Linked DNA regions of Homo sapiens: region 2 is linked to region 1. Evidence: chromatin loops called from intact Hi-C (ENCODE). Cell type or tissue: PC-3. All regions are shown on one strand. Each heading gives the region's core, and the rest is flanking DNA. Links, peaks and the distances in the headings are about the cores only.

Region 1 (8,341 bases), core at 184-8,183:
AAAGTGAGGAAGTCTGGTGTTTAATCTCTGTGGAATTTTTAAACTACTAATTCAATTTCCTTAATGGGTATAGAACCATTCATGTTTTTATTTTTTCTTAAGTCAGTTTTATGGCTTATATTTTTCCTTAGAACCGATCCATTTCTCCTAAGTTTTCCAATGTATTTGCAAACAGTTGTTCATAATGTCCTCATATTTTTTTAAAAATCTCTGCAGCATCTGCAGCTATGTTTCCTTCTTATTCCTGATATTGCTTACATGTGTTCTCCATTTTTTCACTTTATCAATCTTTGTGGAAGTTTGCAACTTACCAGTATTTTCAAATAGTCAGTTTCAGCTTCGTTGATTCTCTATATTTTTCCATCTGTTTTTGATTGCACTAATTTATGCTCTTTAATATTTTTCCCTACTTTCTCAATTTATTCTGTTGCTTTTTCTGACTTCTAATGTTCAGTCTTTCTTCTTTTCTGAATAAGTGTTAGAAACTATAAATTTTCCCATAATTATCAATTTAGCTTTATATCACAAGTTTTGAAATGTAGTATTTTGTTGTCATTCCATTTTCAATATTTTCTCATTTTAATTATAATTTCTTACTTGGCCTATAAGTTATTTAAGTGTGTTTCTTTCTTTGTTTTATTCTTCAATGTTCAGTTAACTCATATTTAAAAGATCAAATTCCCCTAAATTTTTATACCATTTGCATACTCACAGTCCCTTAGACCTTTCAAACCACAACTGTAAGTTGAGTATATCTAATTATCTCAAATACTTCAAACACCCAAAATACAGATTTATACATCAAAATCAACAAAAGCTTCCTAAGTATGTAAATCTAGTAAGTTAGACATCAATTCTGCAGTTCAAATTCTCTTAACTATTTTATCTGAAAACCACAGGTCAAGCATAACAAAGAGCACACAATGATAGTAGAACTCATTAGTATATAAAAGTGTAATTATAATTTTTAAAAATACCTTTCTTAAGACTGTAAATTTATTCATACAAAAAAATAGGACAGAATTGCCTTCCTAAACCCACTGAGGTTACTCTATCACCTTGCTACTCAAAGTATGGTCTACAGACCAGCAGCACCAAAATCAGCTAAGAATTTGTTAGAAATGCAGATTCTCAGGCCCACCCGAAACCTCCTAAGTCAGAATCCTTATTTTAATAAGATCTCCAGGTGGCTTGCAGGCACATCTAACATTTGAGGAACACTGATTTCCAATACTCAGTACGGTAATACAAGTGTGGGAAAAGGCAATTAGGTGACAACTCTGTACTGTAACAGGTCAAAGAAATTAAAACTCCTGGGTGGACCTCCCAAGACTAAACTAGGTGCTCTTAGAGTGAGTTCTTTCCATTCTCAAATTTTGTCTGGCACACCAGACATCTGGCTTTCAGATGAGATACAACCAATCACGTAAGTTTTCTTTCTTTGCAACATAGGGCTTTCTCTGAAATTTCCCGTTTAATCTGTATTATAACCTCCTACATTAAGACCTGGTGTGTCTCAGTGGAAGTCTGGACACACGATTCATGCTGCAAGTGTGCACCTCTTCCCTTTCATAATCTAATATGTGTCATTGATATTCATTCTCATGTGACAGTGTGGTTCTAAAGGAGTCTGGGAACAGGCTGCAAGAAGGGAAATGGTTGTTGAGCCAGGCCTAATAGAAGGCCGTGTCTGGCAGCTGTCAGGAAGCAGAGGGAAGTTCCAGGCATTCCCAGTGGGCAACCCCATTTCCCTCTTTCCACACCTCCAGGCCCTGAAAATGCATAGGTGAAAATGGATAGGCAGAAAGGAAAACGGAAGCAAGAACTAAAGCTCCCTTGTCTGAGGCTAGAATATTTACTTGACAGAGTCAGCCAGTGTTGATCTTGATTTCCTGTGCCAAGTGAGCATGTGTTAGCTGCTGCCCAATGAGAAACATTAATGTCAGCAAGAGATTATATTTCCATTTCAGTTGCCCTTTTCACCAATATACAAGAAGTAAGTCATATGGCAAGGTCAATTAATTGTTGGTCTAACTCATTGTTATAATTATCCTCCCCTAAGGAAGAAAAATTGGTCACTGGGAATAAAAAGTCAGTGTCCTTGAAGCACTGTTTCTGGGTTATAATACTGCACCTGACTCTGACCCTATTGTGAAAGCTTGACCAAATCTCCATTAATTTCTCTGAACCACAGATTATTTATTCATTGAGCAGGAGGACTAGTTACAGAATAATCAGTTTTTCTAGTAAGAACTGCAATCAAGATTTCCTGACCTGACACCCATGCTTCTAGAATCTTCCCACACCATTTATTAAATAACACAGTGTGTGACCCAGGGCTATTTTCACAACTCTGGGCTTGACAACGGATCTCTTAGAGATTTTTGCTCAGTACCGAAGTTCTAATCACTCTCTTATCTCAGCCACCCTCAGGAATCAAGAAGCAAACCTCCTAGAGAATAGTTCAGTATTGGGAGACTTATGAGCTACTGACTTCTGTTGACTGAATGACAAACAGAGGTCATAGACTCTGCTGCCTGAGTCTGAATCCTGACTCAACCACTTACTGTCTGCCTTGAATAAGTTAATTAACCTCTTTTTGCCTCAGCTCCCACACCTGTAAAATGAGGCTAATAATGAGAATTATCCCACAGTGTTACTGTGAGGATTAAATGAGACAGTACATATAAAAAAGTGTCTGGCATGTGGTAAGCACTCAATTATTATAAGCTATGTTTATGAAAACATTTAAATATAAAATACCACATTAAATACCCATTTTGGTACACAAATTATCTCAACATTTCTTAAAAGCAGATTTTTCCATGCATTCTACTAAAAAAACAGTTTTTGGTACTTAATTGTGGTAGACATCTCCCATAGTATGAGGAATTCCAGAATCATTGATCTGGGTGTTCTTACCTGAACTCACCGGCACAAGAAGAAAACATCTAGAATATGGCTGACTCCTGACTCAGCCTTTTTCTTTTAACAACAGTAGGACTTTTAATCATTGCATTCAGAGTAATACCTGTCAATCACCTTTTTTTCTCTAATTAAATTTACCTGGAGTTCATTTTAAAGACAATAATTTGTTCAGCCAAAAGTGGTTGCATATTTATGCCACAATTAGTTAAGGACTCCACAAATGAACCCCTCTCTCTGAGCCTCTGTGAAGAAAGGAGAACGCAGTTGAGAGCCCAGAAGATTTCAGAGCAATTAAGCCTAGAAATGCAGGTGTTTGAAACACCTGTTTCCCCTCCCTCCCACGCCTGCTGCCCTGGCCACCCTTGTCAGTAGGTTAAAATAATTAACTGACGCTATCGGAAGAAAAGCCCAAGCACTGCTAAGGGCAACAAGTCTCCTTTTCTCCCCTTTCTCAGATTAAATGAGAAAAATAAAAAGGTTCATGGGTGGTCTAAAAACAGGAGAGGGGAAAAAACCTTTCCTCTTCTTTAAAAAAAAAAAGACAAAACCAAGTGACAAGGAAGACATTGTTTCCCTCAAGCAAACTCAGTGGCTTGCTTAAGTTCAGAATTCTATGTTTGTTTTGTGAAAGTGATTGCAGCGCTGTTCATGAGCATGAAAAAAGCTATTTAAGGGATATTTATGTGAGGAAATAAAGCAACTGGGGAGACTGTAATTTTGCCTGACCTGCCTTTTGTGAATACCTGCAAATTTATACTAAATCTCAACAACAGAGTCCCTCCCAAGGGTAAATTGTGGAAATTTTATTGGGACTTTTAAAAATGAAATAGGCCATAGCTAGGAAATCAAGAAATTGTTTTTAAAAATAAAGGAAGTTCAATGTGGCAATTTGATTCAATTTTGGCCATGATGTTTTGTGTATCTCAGTTTTGTTTTCCTGAGTTTCATTAAAGCAACTGTTGAATACTATTTGGCATAACTCGGAAAGATCGTGAAGATAGTTTTGTTTTTATGATTACTGGCACTTTCCCTCTCTATTCAAACGCTTTTATTTTTTTGAGACAGGGTCTCACTCTGTCACCCAGGTTGGAGTACAGTGGCTCAATCTCGGCTCACTGCGACCTCCGCCTCCTGGGCTCAAACGATCCTCCCACCTCAGCCCCCCAAGTAGCTGGGATTACGGACACGCGCCACCACATCCGGCTTTTTTTTTTTTATTTTATTTGTAGAGACGGGGTTTCATCATGTTGCCCAGGCTGCTCTCGGACTCCTGAGGTCAAGCCATTCACCTGCCATGGCTTCCCAAAGTGCTGGGATTACAGGCGTGAGCCACTGTGCCTGGCCTCAAACACAAATTTAAGAAGCTTTATGCATTTTAATTGGAACATGTGATTTTGGAAGACAAGGATGATACAGGCCAGAGGACCTGCCAGAGTTAGGAAACTAGTTCAGTATTTAAGTAAATATGCATGCACCTACACTTTTCCATTTTTTCAAAGATAATCTAAGGTGACTGGTCCAGCTAGACTCTGGATTTGAGTAAAAGCTTTGTGACAATGCCCACATGAAATATACATTGCAGGAAGAGAATGGATTACCACATACTGTTAATTTCGTCCATAATTCTGACCAATGTATATTTTTTATAATGCCTGATGGTTTTATAAGTATTTTCTCATTTGAGGTAAGGCAGGTCTCATAACACCTGTCCTGGAAACGAGGTGGCTAAGGTGTTGGATCGAGGCAGTCACGGAGAGGGAAGGAGAGCATCTCCGGTTATGGAGGGAACCTTTGAGGACTTAAGCAACTGGCCGCCTATACAGGAAGTGGTAAAACTGGGCTCCTGCAAGACCACCTCCATCCCTCGCCCCAGGTTTCTTGACATCAGATCCAGTGCTATTGACACCACCACCCAGGCCAGGTGAATTCTTCTCCAGTATAGCACTGCCTTTTCACAAACCAGTGTTGAGGCTCACTGTTCAAAGTGGCCAGCTCCTGAGAGCAGCATTAATTTTAAATGGCCAGCAGGTGGCAGAGTAAATCCTAGTCCCAAATCTATTTCAGTAGTTTTAAATCATTTGAAACTAACAGCTGAAAACTTCATTATCAGTTCAAATAAGCTTAGCATTTAAGGTTTCATTAAAATATCGGCAATTATAATATGTAATATAGAGACCTAAGACCACTGTCAAACTAAAAGCTGATTCTAACACATGGCTTGCTTTTTTTCCCCCCTGAGCAATCTAACACAGTTGTAAAGTAGTTTTTTGTTTTTAGTTCTGTTTTCCTCTTACTGTGCTACTTAGTGAGAGAGAAATGCTGGCTTGCTACTCATTTTAGTTCCTTTTCTCATTAAGGAAATATTTTTAATAGCTGCATGTGGCATGAATCCACGAACAGTACAGCTCTGTCTAGGTCCAGGAATGTCTTTATTAAGGGTTCGTTACTAAGCACCAGTTTTCCAACTCCTCCTAGCCTGGTGCTCTGGGGAGATAACCCAGAGGAACTGCTCAAATTACATTGCACTCCTTGGCTGTATCCTGGGCGGCTCTAAAGGGAGGCGAATTAGAGAAGACTCTCTTCATCAAAACCTTCCTCTCCTTCATAGCATCTTACTTCATGGTGTCGTAATTTAAAGGATCTGTAAACCTTGAGGCTCCCAAATGCTTTGTTTAATGCCTTCTTCAGCTGCTTTCATGCATTCTTAGCAAGGACCAATAATGATTAAAAGGGGTTTCCATCCAAACATTTGCAGAGATTTTTACTTAAAATACAATCTTCATATAGTGTATCCATACGTATACATTCATTTCCATACATACATGCATTTGCCTTTACATGTATATATATTTACATACATTTGTACAAGGATCAAATCTCATTACAATGAATTTCATTGGATTATCTAATTTCCCATATTATCGTGGAATTTTGCTGCTTCAAATATGTTTTAAGTAAATTAAAGGAATTAGGTTCTAAGTTGTAGAAACTATACCACCTACTATCACATAACTTAAGAACTTGAAAATGTTTAATCTGAATTTAATTTTTTGATATGAGATTTGCCATATGTTCATAGGCATCCATAAATCAATTGATCTTAAAAAAGCACATTGAGATTATACATATAAATATCTAATTATATATGCTTTGTCTTTTTTTCAGAAAAAAAGGTTTCAAAAGGACTTAGAGAATTACAGGTTACAAATATTTTTACACAATTAGCTGCTAAGATTTAATTAAAAATGTATTAACTGATGCTTCTAGAATGACATAATATCTTTTCAAGCTGATATATATTTCAACTGACCAAATAAAGGTAAATGTTAATAGTGCAAGTTAGCTGTCTACTTGCTCTCTAATTCACTGCAGTCAGCAGTTGAAGAATGGAGCTTATTTAGAATATCTCAAATCATGTAATAACACTATTCCTTTTTAAATGAATTCAAAGGAACTAAACGGTATAAGAATCCACCAGTAATAGAACAAGTGTGTTGACGGTAATTGTAGAAGTCATTTTGCCTTTCCTTGAAATTGCAAATTCCATTTCATAACCAGGTTAAACTCCCTTCTGTGCCAATTTCCCCATCAACAAGTACACACACATATTTTTCATAGACCCTGAACCATCCCCTCCAGGATTATTTATTTCCTTATTTTTTTAAGAACAATGTCATACCCACATAAAATTTGCTTTAAAAATGTGCACTTTTGTTTGCTTTTTCCAACATTACATGTTTATTTTACAGATTGGGTTGAGAGCTGGAAGACTTTTTTTTCCTGTTTCATCCTAAAAGCGTAAGGATCAATGCCAATTGTATACTTAGATATCAAGGCAACTTTTCCAGCTGTGCCCTAACTGTTCTCTATTGTGCTCCTTACCATGTCCTTGGTGTCATTTTTCTGATTTGAGTGAAACCTATGCAAGACATTAATTGTGTCTTATTACCGGTTCTTGCTCTTCTTTTCAATCCTGATAGGTATGAATGCCCCAAGAGAAACACAACCAATAAAACAAAACAGCAGTATATTCCTCTATACATTGTTTGTGAAGCAATGAATATGTGAAAAATTCATATTTGCCAGTGTACTTCAGGGCATTTTGGGAGGCCCTTTAAAAAAATCCATTGGTCTGTTTCTACCACAGTACCACTTCAAATCTGACTATTGGGCTGATTTAGCCAGAAGGGCAATAATTATGAATCATTTCCTTTAAATATTATAGCATTTTGTGCATCAGTGCTCAATACTAACAAAATTAAAAGTGCTGGTATAGCAAAACTAGGGAAAATTTAAAATGGAAAAGTATATATGTTACTATAGTTTCAGAATAATTATTAATAAAGCAACATTTTGGCTTGTGTTATCTACAGCCTGGATTAAAAGCAGTGAAGAAATGAGTGAGCTAGTGGAACCTACATCCAAGTTGCATTTAAAGTATTTTCTAAATATGTGGCATAGGCCTGATGTGGTGGTGGCTCATGCCTGCAATCCCAGCACTTTGGGAGGATGAAGCAGGAGAATCTCTTGAGGCCAGGAGTTGAGACTAGCTTGGGCAACATATTGAGGCCCCACCCCCCAGAAAAGAATATGACTATATGGTATACAAAATACTAATTTTGATTTTAAATTTGATAAGTTCTGCTTTAATATAGAAGTCATAAGAGTGAAATTACAAAATGGTGTAAAAATCACTTATTCAGATAATCCTTATAATCTCCAGAGGCAAAGCATGACTACGAGGACCAAACTCTTCAACCATACAGCATTACCTTAAAAATTACTTACTCTTTTGTTCAGCCAGAAGTACTAGAGATTATAAGAAATGTGAAGTCCATCAGCTATTAACTTCAGGCCTGACTAAATAACAGCTAATATAATTGGAACACTTTTATCAGAGAGCAATTTCTGGAATAAAATATACATCATATAGTAGGAACACAGTTTTAAGAATTACAGAGAACACTAACTTAAAGTGATAAAATTTTTTCATTTCAACATAGTCTTTTAAAATTTACATATTTTTATTTATGTCCGCTTGATTAATAACCCCATTCTTGGGGATGCAGTGGGAAAGAACAATACTTGTCATTTTTGTGCACCAACATTAATTTATTATAACACTAAAATTTTTGTAGGTTTAAGTGTGTTCCCTGCAGTTTTATTAACTGTGAAGATACAGAGAATATATTTTGAGTGGAAATAAAAATATATCCTTAACAATAACATTATCAAGGGTAAACATCTTTTGACAATTACAAGTTGATTTTGGTAACACATTTCATTGTATAAGAAAAGGTGGATATTTTTTAGGACCAATGGCCTGAAATTCTACTTTCTTGTATTGAAAAAGGTTAATTAGGAATTGAGCTCAAAGTTAATTTTTTGAAGGTCAGCTGCTATGCTATTGGGT
Region 2 (8,341 bases), core at 40-8,039, 940 kb after region 1:
GAAAAAATGTGCTGGACTACATGTGATTTCGTTTTCTTTTCAGATTATTTGCCTGACTAGAGAAAGGCCCAATCCAAGGTCCCAGGAGACCTAGCTGCTATCCACAAAAACATCTGGAGTGTCTGGCCTAAGGAAGTAAACTACAAGGATTTATAGGATTTATTATAAAAAGAACTCAAATTAGCTCCCTATGTTGCCTGGGATTCTGGCTTTTTTTTTTTTTTTTTTAAATCTAGGTTGGTAAAACATATACAAGGGGGTATTGGGACGTTCTGATTTCTTACTAAATCTAAATCTTCCCTAGGTATTGTGTTCTTGCTTCTCCTCCAGCTTGTAAAATGCAAGTAATACAAATGTTTTCTCTATTACACTACACCTAGCATAATATATTATATTCAGGAGTCATTCAAAACCCATTGAACTTGGAAAGTTAAAATCCTTATTAAATTTAACAGAGGAATGTTGTTAGCATCTTCCAAGTGTTCAGTCCTATGCTAATTAGACAAAAAAGGACCTTTGACCTCAAGGCATTTGCAGTTTGATAGGGGACATATTAGGAGTAAGAAACAATCAAAATAGCCAATAATAGCTATGAATCATAGGGTGTAATCAAGTATCAAATTGCATTCTACAAGTCACATTAAAATTAAAAAGTAATATTGATTTAATAATGGAACATTGATTCCAGTTTGTTAAATGAATGCAAGTTGGAAACCAGGTATTATAGAAGACTGAGGGAAATTCAAGTGACTTGAATTTCAATTCCCTCACTTCTTATCATACCCAAAGAGAGGAAGTTCCAAAATTCTCAGCAAGTTCCCACAGTGTGATCCAGTCTCCAGTCACCCTTTTTTTCAATAAAAGAATAAATAGTTCTTTGTATCATTATGGTTGAGTTCCACCCACCCGTTTCATTGAATCACTAGTCCACAAAACTCGTCTCTAGGAAGGAATTCAGTTTTCACAACTTTTGTAGATTTTTTTTTTTTTGAGAGAGAGGTGTCTCCCTCAGTTGTCCAGGCTTGTCTCAAACTCTTGAGCCCAAGAGATCCTTCTGCCTCAGCCTCCCAAATTGTTGGGATTATAGGTGTGAGCCATCACACCAAGCCTATCTGGTAAATCTTAAGTCTTTTTTCTAGTAGATCACCACCACACCCCTAAAAGGGCAAGCCCCATTCTTGAGCTCAGAGCCTTTCCTCCTTTTCTCCTATTCCTGGATGGCCTAAAGGTACTAGTTTATTCATTCCACTAATTAAGGTGACAGATTTTCAAAGTCAAAAGAGAATATTTCAAGACAAGGAATGGTCAGCAGAGTTAAACACAGCTGAGGGTTCAAGTGAGATAAATGAAAAGGAATTATGGGGTTTGACTTTTGTGGGAACACTTTGGGTGGTTTGTGTGGCAGGAATGAGGTTACCATCAGGTGCAGGGAAAGGGAAGCAGATAGCAAGATAGGAAGACACTCTTTTTTTATTTTTATTTTTATTTTTTGGAGATGAGGTCTTGCTGGGCATGGTGGCTCATGCCTATAATTCAAGCACTTCGGGAGGCCAAGGCAGGAGGATCACTTGAGCCCAGCAGTTTGAGACTAGCCTGGGCAATATAACGAGATCTTGTTTCTACAAAAAATAAAAACAAATTATCTGGGTGTGGTGGCATGTGCCTGAGGTCCCAGCTACTCAAGAGGCTGAGGTGGGAGGATAGCTTTAACCAGGGAGTTATGATTGCGCCACTGTACTCCAGCCTGGACAACAGAACAAGACCCTGTCTCAAAAAATAAAAATAAAATAAAAAAAGAGAGAATGGGGTTCTAAAGGGGAAAGCCTGTTTTTAGAAATGTGTGGAAAGGGAAGGAGAAAGGCAAGTGATAACTGTCTAGAAGAGCATGTATCCTAAAGGAAAGGCTTCTTTTTTAGATGTCAGAGAAGTGTGTATCCTGAGGGAAAAAGATAATAGTGCAGATGAGGTTGAAAAGAGGGGTGGCAAGCTTACTGATAGTGCAAAGGCAGGAGCAGGCTGGAGACGCTGATCCACCAGCCAGAGCCACTGGTTTCAGAGAACAGGTGCAGAGTTATCTCACCTCTGAAACAAGAGGGCAGGGTGATAAAAATGCCCTCTGCAGAATGCAGCTGGGTATTGGGCTCCCGCACCTCAGGCTGGGAGAAAGAAATGACTGAGTGTGACCAGCATATGGTGGTTTTCAGGGCAGATGAATTTGAAAGATAAAAAATTCAAGGTATTGCAGTCCTTGTGGAGGGGTGGCTAAAGAGATGTGCCTTAGTAGTTAATCTGAAAGGCGAAGAAAATGAAACCAACCCTGTGGATCAAAAGAAAAAGAAGATACTGGTAGATTGGCAGTCCTAATAATGTTAATTGGCAGGTGCCGTGAAAGCTGGGAGGAAAAAGTGCTGGTATGAGATGGGGTGTTAAAGATCTTGGAGGTGAAGCTGTACCAAGGTCCATGTATACACTATATTTCCCCTACCAGCTCGTAAGTTCCGAGAGGTGGAAGACTGATATAGATATACATTGTCGTGTTCCTCAGAGTTCACTATGTAAGGAAGGTTCAGATCTCATTTCTCTCATTTTATTACATATGTTGTGATGTATTAAAGGATGCTTGGATCATGTAAACTCTTTAGTACCAGTAAAATAAGAAACAAGTTCACTCTAAAATTGTTTTTTGTATCAGTGTTATTAAGAACTCAAAGGAAAAGAAAAAAGGCATTTCTAGTCCAAATACTGCTAAAATCACTTCATTTTTTCATTTTATCTCCCAGACTTTATCCATGTAAATATTTAATTTTTAATAGATTGTAATTAAGATATACACACAATTATTCTAGTTGTCAAATTACCTCATTTTGGAATGAGATGAAGATTGAAATAAATATTTTCTATGTTCCTTAATGGTGCCATAATTCATAGGTCTATCATATTTAACTATTGTTGGACATGTAGGTTATATCCAGTTTTTCAGTATTCCAAAGTATATGATAGTGACCATCTTTTCTGCATATAACCCTTTTTAAAAAAAACTATGTGTCTCCCTTTCCCCCTAACGTTTTCTTTCAGATTTTTTTCCTTGGGATAAAATTCTAAAAGTAGGAAAGGGACTTAAAGGTGAAGCTCTTTAAAAATACATACTGCTGGAGTCATATTTACACTGCCACACCAATGTATATATTTTGATACTTTCACCAAAAATTTGCCAACAAAACCAAGAGCTAAGCACAGAATATATTTAGTCTATGCCAATAAACTCTCAGATACTAGGAGAATAGTATTGGATAGGGGAAAGAATGCTGGCCGGACCTTAAGGAAGTTCAGATTCTACCCTGAAAGTTCCTTAGGATATAACTGTGTGACCTTGGTCAAATTGCTTAACTTCTCTGTTCTCATGATTGCTTATCTGTACGAACGTGTTTACCAAAATGATTGTTAGTGTGTCTTTTTTAAGCAAAGATTTCTGTTCCTAGTCTTCCTTACAATGACTCATTGAATAATAGCTAACTTTTATTGAGTACCTTCTGTGAATCAGTACTTACAGTCACTGCGTAAACACTTTATATACATTGTCCCATCTAATTTGTACACAAATGGGGGGCATTCAGTCCAATTATACTCAAAGAACTGATGCAAAACTAAGATTCAAGCCAGTGCAATGGAGGCTGCCTGAGTTCTCATAGTTGTAATGGGGAGATGAGGGATTCAAAGGGCAGCTTAATTCCAGTGTCCTGTTTCTTCAACCATGCTACACTGTAAGGCCTTGGCATATTTCCTCCTCAAAAAACTCCAAAAACGTTAACCTTGAACCAGTGTTTATTGTTGCAGATCTTCTCTTAACACCCCAAAGATAAGCAAACTCTGTTCCATTTACACAGAGTCCCAGGAACAGCTGAGTTGCTTGTATTTTTGTTTTTACAAAAGCTTTTGTTTTAAATCCAACTTTTGTTTAGCATGCTCATTTCTCTTGCTAGAATAAAAATAACTTCACTTGTCTGGCTGTTCTCAGTTTTTGCATGTAGTTCATTTAATTCATGACTATTTATCTTACTGTAACAGAACCTGGGTTTTTAATTGGCATTCCCTTATATAGGTTTATACTGCTCAAGATTGTTGCCTATTACTCTGCCCATGGGGCAGCTTTTATTTAAAAAGAATCAAATTAAATTGCTTCATAAAATTACAGCATGCGCTCAGAAAAGTTTTAAAAAAATTCTTTGTGCCTGGACTTCATTTTTTATTAAGAACTGCATCCAGCAGACTTCTGTTTCAAAAGTTATGGAGTGGTACCCCCTAGTGGAAGATGCAGAGAAACTTTAATTAACTAGCACTGTAAGCACCAGAGGCACAAAAGACAGAAGCGAATTCTCTCCACTCCCTGCCACGGTGTGTTGGTTCTTTGTCACTAACTTACTGCAAAACAGTGGTCAAAGAGAGGGTGAACTCACACCTGTAATCCCAGCACTTTGGGAGGCCGAGGCGGGTGGATCACCTGAGGTCGGGAGTTCGAGATCAGTCTGACCAACATGGAGAAACTCCGTCTCTACTAAAAATACAAAATTAGCCGGGTATGGTGGCGCATGCCTGTAATCCCAGCTACTCGGGAGGCTGAGGCAGGAGAATCGCTTGAACCTGGGAGGTGGAGGTTGCGGTGAGCCGAGATCACGTCATTGCACTCCAACCTGGGCGACAAAAGCGAAACTCCATCTCAAAAAAAAAGAGGGTGAACTGTGAGCACAGTTGGGTGGGTTGAGTTGCAGGGGGCAGTATAAAGTGAAAAATGGGACTGAGATGGATAACAGAAGGTCTTAAACAGCAGAGGCATTAGGTATGGGATGGCCAGATTAAAAGACAGTTGGCAGGGTGCAATGGATCACACCCATAATCCCAGCACTTTGGGAGGCCAAGGCGGGTGGATCACCTGAGGTCAAGAGTTAGAGACCAGCCTGGCCAATATGGCGAAACCCCGTCACTACTAAAAATACAAAAATTAGCCAGGTGTGGTGGCATGCACCTGTGATCCCAGCTACTTGGAAGTTGAGGCAGGAGAATCGCTTGAACCCGGGAAGCAGAGGTTGCAGTGAGCTGAGATCACACCACTGCACTTCAGCCTGAGCAACAGTGCAAGACTCCGTCTTAAAAAAAAAAAAAAAAAAAAAAAAAAAAAAGATAAACCAGCAAGGATAGGGCTGGACTTGAATTGTGTGGGTAGAGTTTGGCTGTAGGGGTTGTGCTTGGTGAGTTGGCAGGAGAGCAACACCAGAATAGGCAGAGGACAAGTTAGGTGACAGAATTGAGACAGAGGGGAAGGAAGAGCTCTGTACTGGAAAGAAGAGAGGGGGTTGACTCAGAAGTGAATTAGGGCCACGCCCGGTAGCTCACGCCTGTAATCCCAGCGCTTTGAGAGGCCAAGGCAGGCAGATCACTTGAGGCCAGGAGTTTGAGACCAGCCTGGCCAACATAGCGAGACTCCATCTCTACTAAAAATACAAAATTACCTAGGCATGGTAGTGCACGCCTGTAATCTCAGCCTCTTGGGAAGCCGAGGCATGAGAATTGCTTTAACCTGGGAGGTGGAGGTTTCAGTGAGCTGAAATTGTGCCACTGCACTCCAGCCTGGGCAACAGAGTGAGATTCCGTCTCAAGGAAAAAAAAAAAAGAAACTGAATTAGACTGCCCAGTGTGGCCAGTGAGAGGGGCTTTATACCCAAGGTGAGGACTGGAAGAGGGAGGGGGACACCATGACAGTGTCTGTGGAGCCAGCCAATCTTTTGAGGCTAGAAGTCACCTCCTCTGCCATCCTGTCCCCAGTGTAGTGAAACTCACTGGTTTGGGGAAGTCTTCACCTCAGCGACCTCAGACTGGCTTTACCCTCTGCATAGTGACTATATCTGTTTGAAACTTTAGGAATTTCTTACGTATCAGGTAAATAATTAAACATTTCAAAAATTTCAGAAAGTTATCAGATTTTAAAATTGAATAAATATATATTGCTACATCAGAGCAAAGCCATATATTCTAACAGCCATAAACTAGGGAGAGAGGGGTGACATCCTTTAGGAAAACTCAGGTGCCCAACAAAGACATGCTTAGATGTCTTTCCCTATGTGATATCATCAATGAGCCAAATACACATACTCTGTTTTTTTCATTTCTTCCCCCAGAACCACCGGAAAAAAAACTAAATACAAATTAAATTTTATTTTTTTGTAGAAAGAGAGTCTAGCTCTGTTGCCCAGGCTGGTCTTGAACTCCTGAACTCAAGCGATCCTCCTGCCTCAGCCTCTCAAAGTGCTGGGATTACAGGCATGAGCTGTGGTGACAAGCCTCAATAAACATACTTTCAATTCCATTACCTAGGTCACTGATTCAAATGCAAAAATACCTTGGCCCAGCACCCTAGGAACCTATGTCATGTGTGCTGATCAATACTGACTTGTTAATATTCAATCTGGAGATCGTATACCCATGGAGTGTTGTAGGGGCCCCTGACTTTTTCTCTGAATAGTAACTCTGAATTCGTAATGGCTGTGTTTAAATTTTTAGTTTTCTTTCTGTAGGAAAAGTTCTGTGAGGATGGCTGCATTGTGTCAACTTCTAAGCCAAAGTTTGGGAATCTTAATGAAACCAAGACTGTAGATGTTACCAGGAAGTTCACTCAGAGCAGGCTCTGATGTGATGATAGGAGCTCTGGGAGCCACTCACCTACTTCAGCTTATTTCATCTAGCAATTCTCTTTGACTTAGTCGGAAATTTCTGGGATGCAAGGAACGGAAACTTATTCAAATCAGCTTTAATAAAGAGGTTGTTATTGTTCAGAGATGAGGGATGTCACAGAAGGAAGAATTGAAGGAAGCAGATCTGGCTGTCACAGGAGTAGAACGTCATCAGGCAGCTCCCTTCTCTCTGCATTGTCTTGCCTCTGCTTCTCTCTGCAGCTCAGGCAGGCCATCTTCAGCAAGGCTCTTGGTTTTTGCACCTCCATATCTTGGCTTCTATGGCTTTTGGTTGCCACAGCTTTGACTCTGGCACCAGTGCTGTGTCACCTTGCAGGTGATACAGGCATGAGCCACCACACCCAGCCCCACTTTTAAAACATTACTGGGTGAGCAAATTCCTTAATAAGAACATCTCTAAACCCAAGTTAAGTGTAAAGGAAGGGGACCAGCATGATGAGAATCTAGATCCAAAGAGGACCAGTTCAGGGAACTAAGCATGTATAGGCTGGGCATAAAAATCTTGAGGTGAACATAGTAGCCATCTTCAGCATCCTTAAAAGGCAAGGAGTGATTTTATTCTGTATTACTCCAGAAAATGAACCTAGAATACATGAGGGTCATTACCAAGGAAACTGCCAAGGCCAGGTGCAGTGGCTTACACCTGTAATCCCAGCACTTTGGGAGGCCAAGGCAAAAGGATTGCTTGAGTGCAGGAGTTTGAGACCAGCCTGGGCAACATGGCAAAATCCTGTCTCTATAAAAAATACCAAAATTAGTTAGTCATGGTGGCATGTGCCTGTGGTCTCAGCTACTCAGGAGGCTGAGGTGGGAGGATCACTTGGGTCCAGGAGGTGGAGGCTGCAGTGAGCTATGATTGTGCCACTGCACTCCAGCCTGGGTGGCAGAGTGAGACCCTGTCTCAAAAATAAACTAAGTATTGAGGGTGACTTTACACAATAGAACAACATGCAAAAAATACTTCACAGCATAAGAGTGAAGGCAGAAGGAATATATTTTGTAAAATAGAATGGAGCTGAGTGAGAAGCTGGTTTGTGAAGCACCTGCCATGAAATCCTGTGGCCTTGCTGGTGGTAGTCTGCAGGGCTGCCTCAGGTTTCCTAGTGGCCAGAGAAGGGAAAGGATAAGTCATTGCATCTGTGAGAGAAAATAAGCCATTAGCTCAGAAGAACTTTAAAGATTTCTGCCTGAGAGAATAGGAAAAATGTGTCCAGGCACGGTGGCCCATGCCTGTTATCCCAGCACTTGGGGAGGCTGAGGCGGGCAGATCACAAGGTCAGTAGATCGAGACCAGCCTGGCCAATATGGTGAAACCCTGTCTCTACTAAAAATACAAAAATTAGTCGGGCGTGGTTGCGGGCACATGTAGTCCTAGCTACTCGGAAGGCTGAGGCAGGAGAATTGCTTGAACCTGGGAGGCGGAGGTTGCAGTGAGCCAAGATCACACCAGTGCACTCCAGCCTGGGCGACAGAGAGAGACTCCATCTCAAAAAAAGAAAAAAAAAAAAGTAAGAATAATGTTCTCCTTGGGATTCTCCCAGAGATGTGAAACTGGGGAAAAATAACATCTTTAACAACATACTTAGGGTAAATACCTC

The links. Hi-C counts contacts between places; a loop is a spot of excess contacts. Peaks named below come from ENCODE experiments on the same cell type or tissue, not always from the same donor. Only the 100,000 strongest peaks of a DNase experiment are listed, where the experiment ranks them.
Region 2: a loop joins it to region 1, with 6 times the contacts of the local background. A loop is called at or near these places in 6 of 110 quality-filtered maps.

Annotation. Positions count from the first base shown.
Region 1 is chr14:60,345,147-60,353,487 of GRCh38, forward strand. No RefSeq gene overlaps it. Among named protein-coding and RNA genes, the nearest start is that of LINC02322, 26 kb to the left of the region's middle. In PC-3, for the core only: a CTCF peak has its summit at 4,954 (motif pointing right); a DNase peak (open chromatin) is centred at 4,945.
Region 2 is chr14:61,282,061-61,290,401 of GRCh38, forward strand. It overlaps a transcript of PRKCH not described here. Among named protein-coding and RNA genes, the nearest start is that of TMEM30B, 4.9 kb to the left of the region's middle. In PC-3, for the core only: CTCF peaks have their summits at 4,299 (motif pointing left) and 7,801; DNase peaks (open chromatin) are centred at 3,511 and 4,291; H3K4me3 peaks cover 1,388 bases; H3K27ac peaks cover 3,137 bases.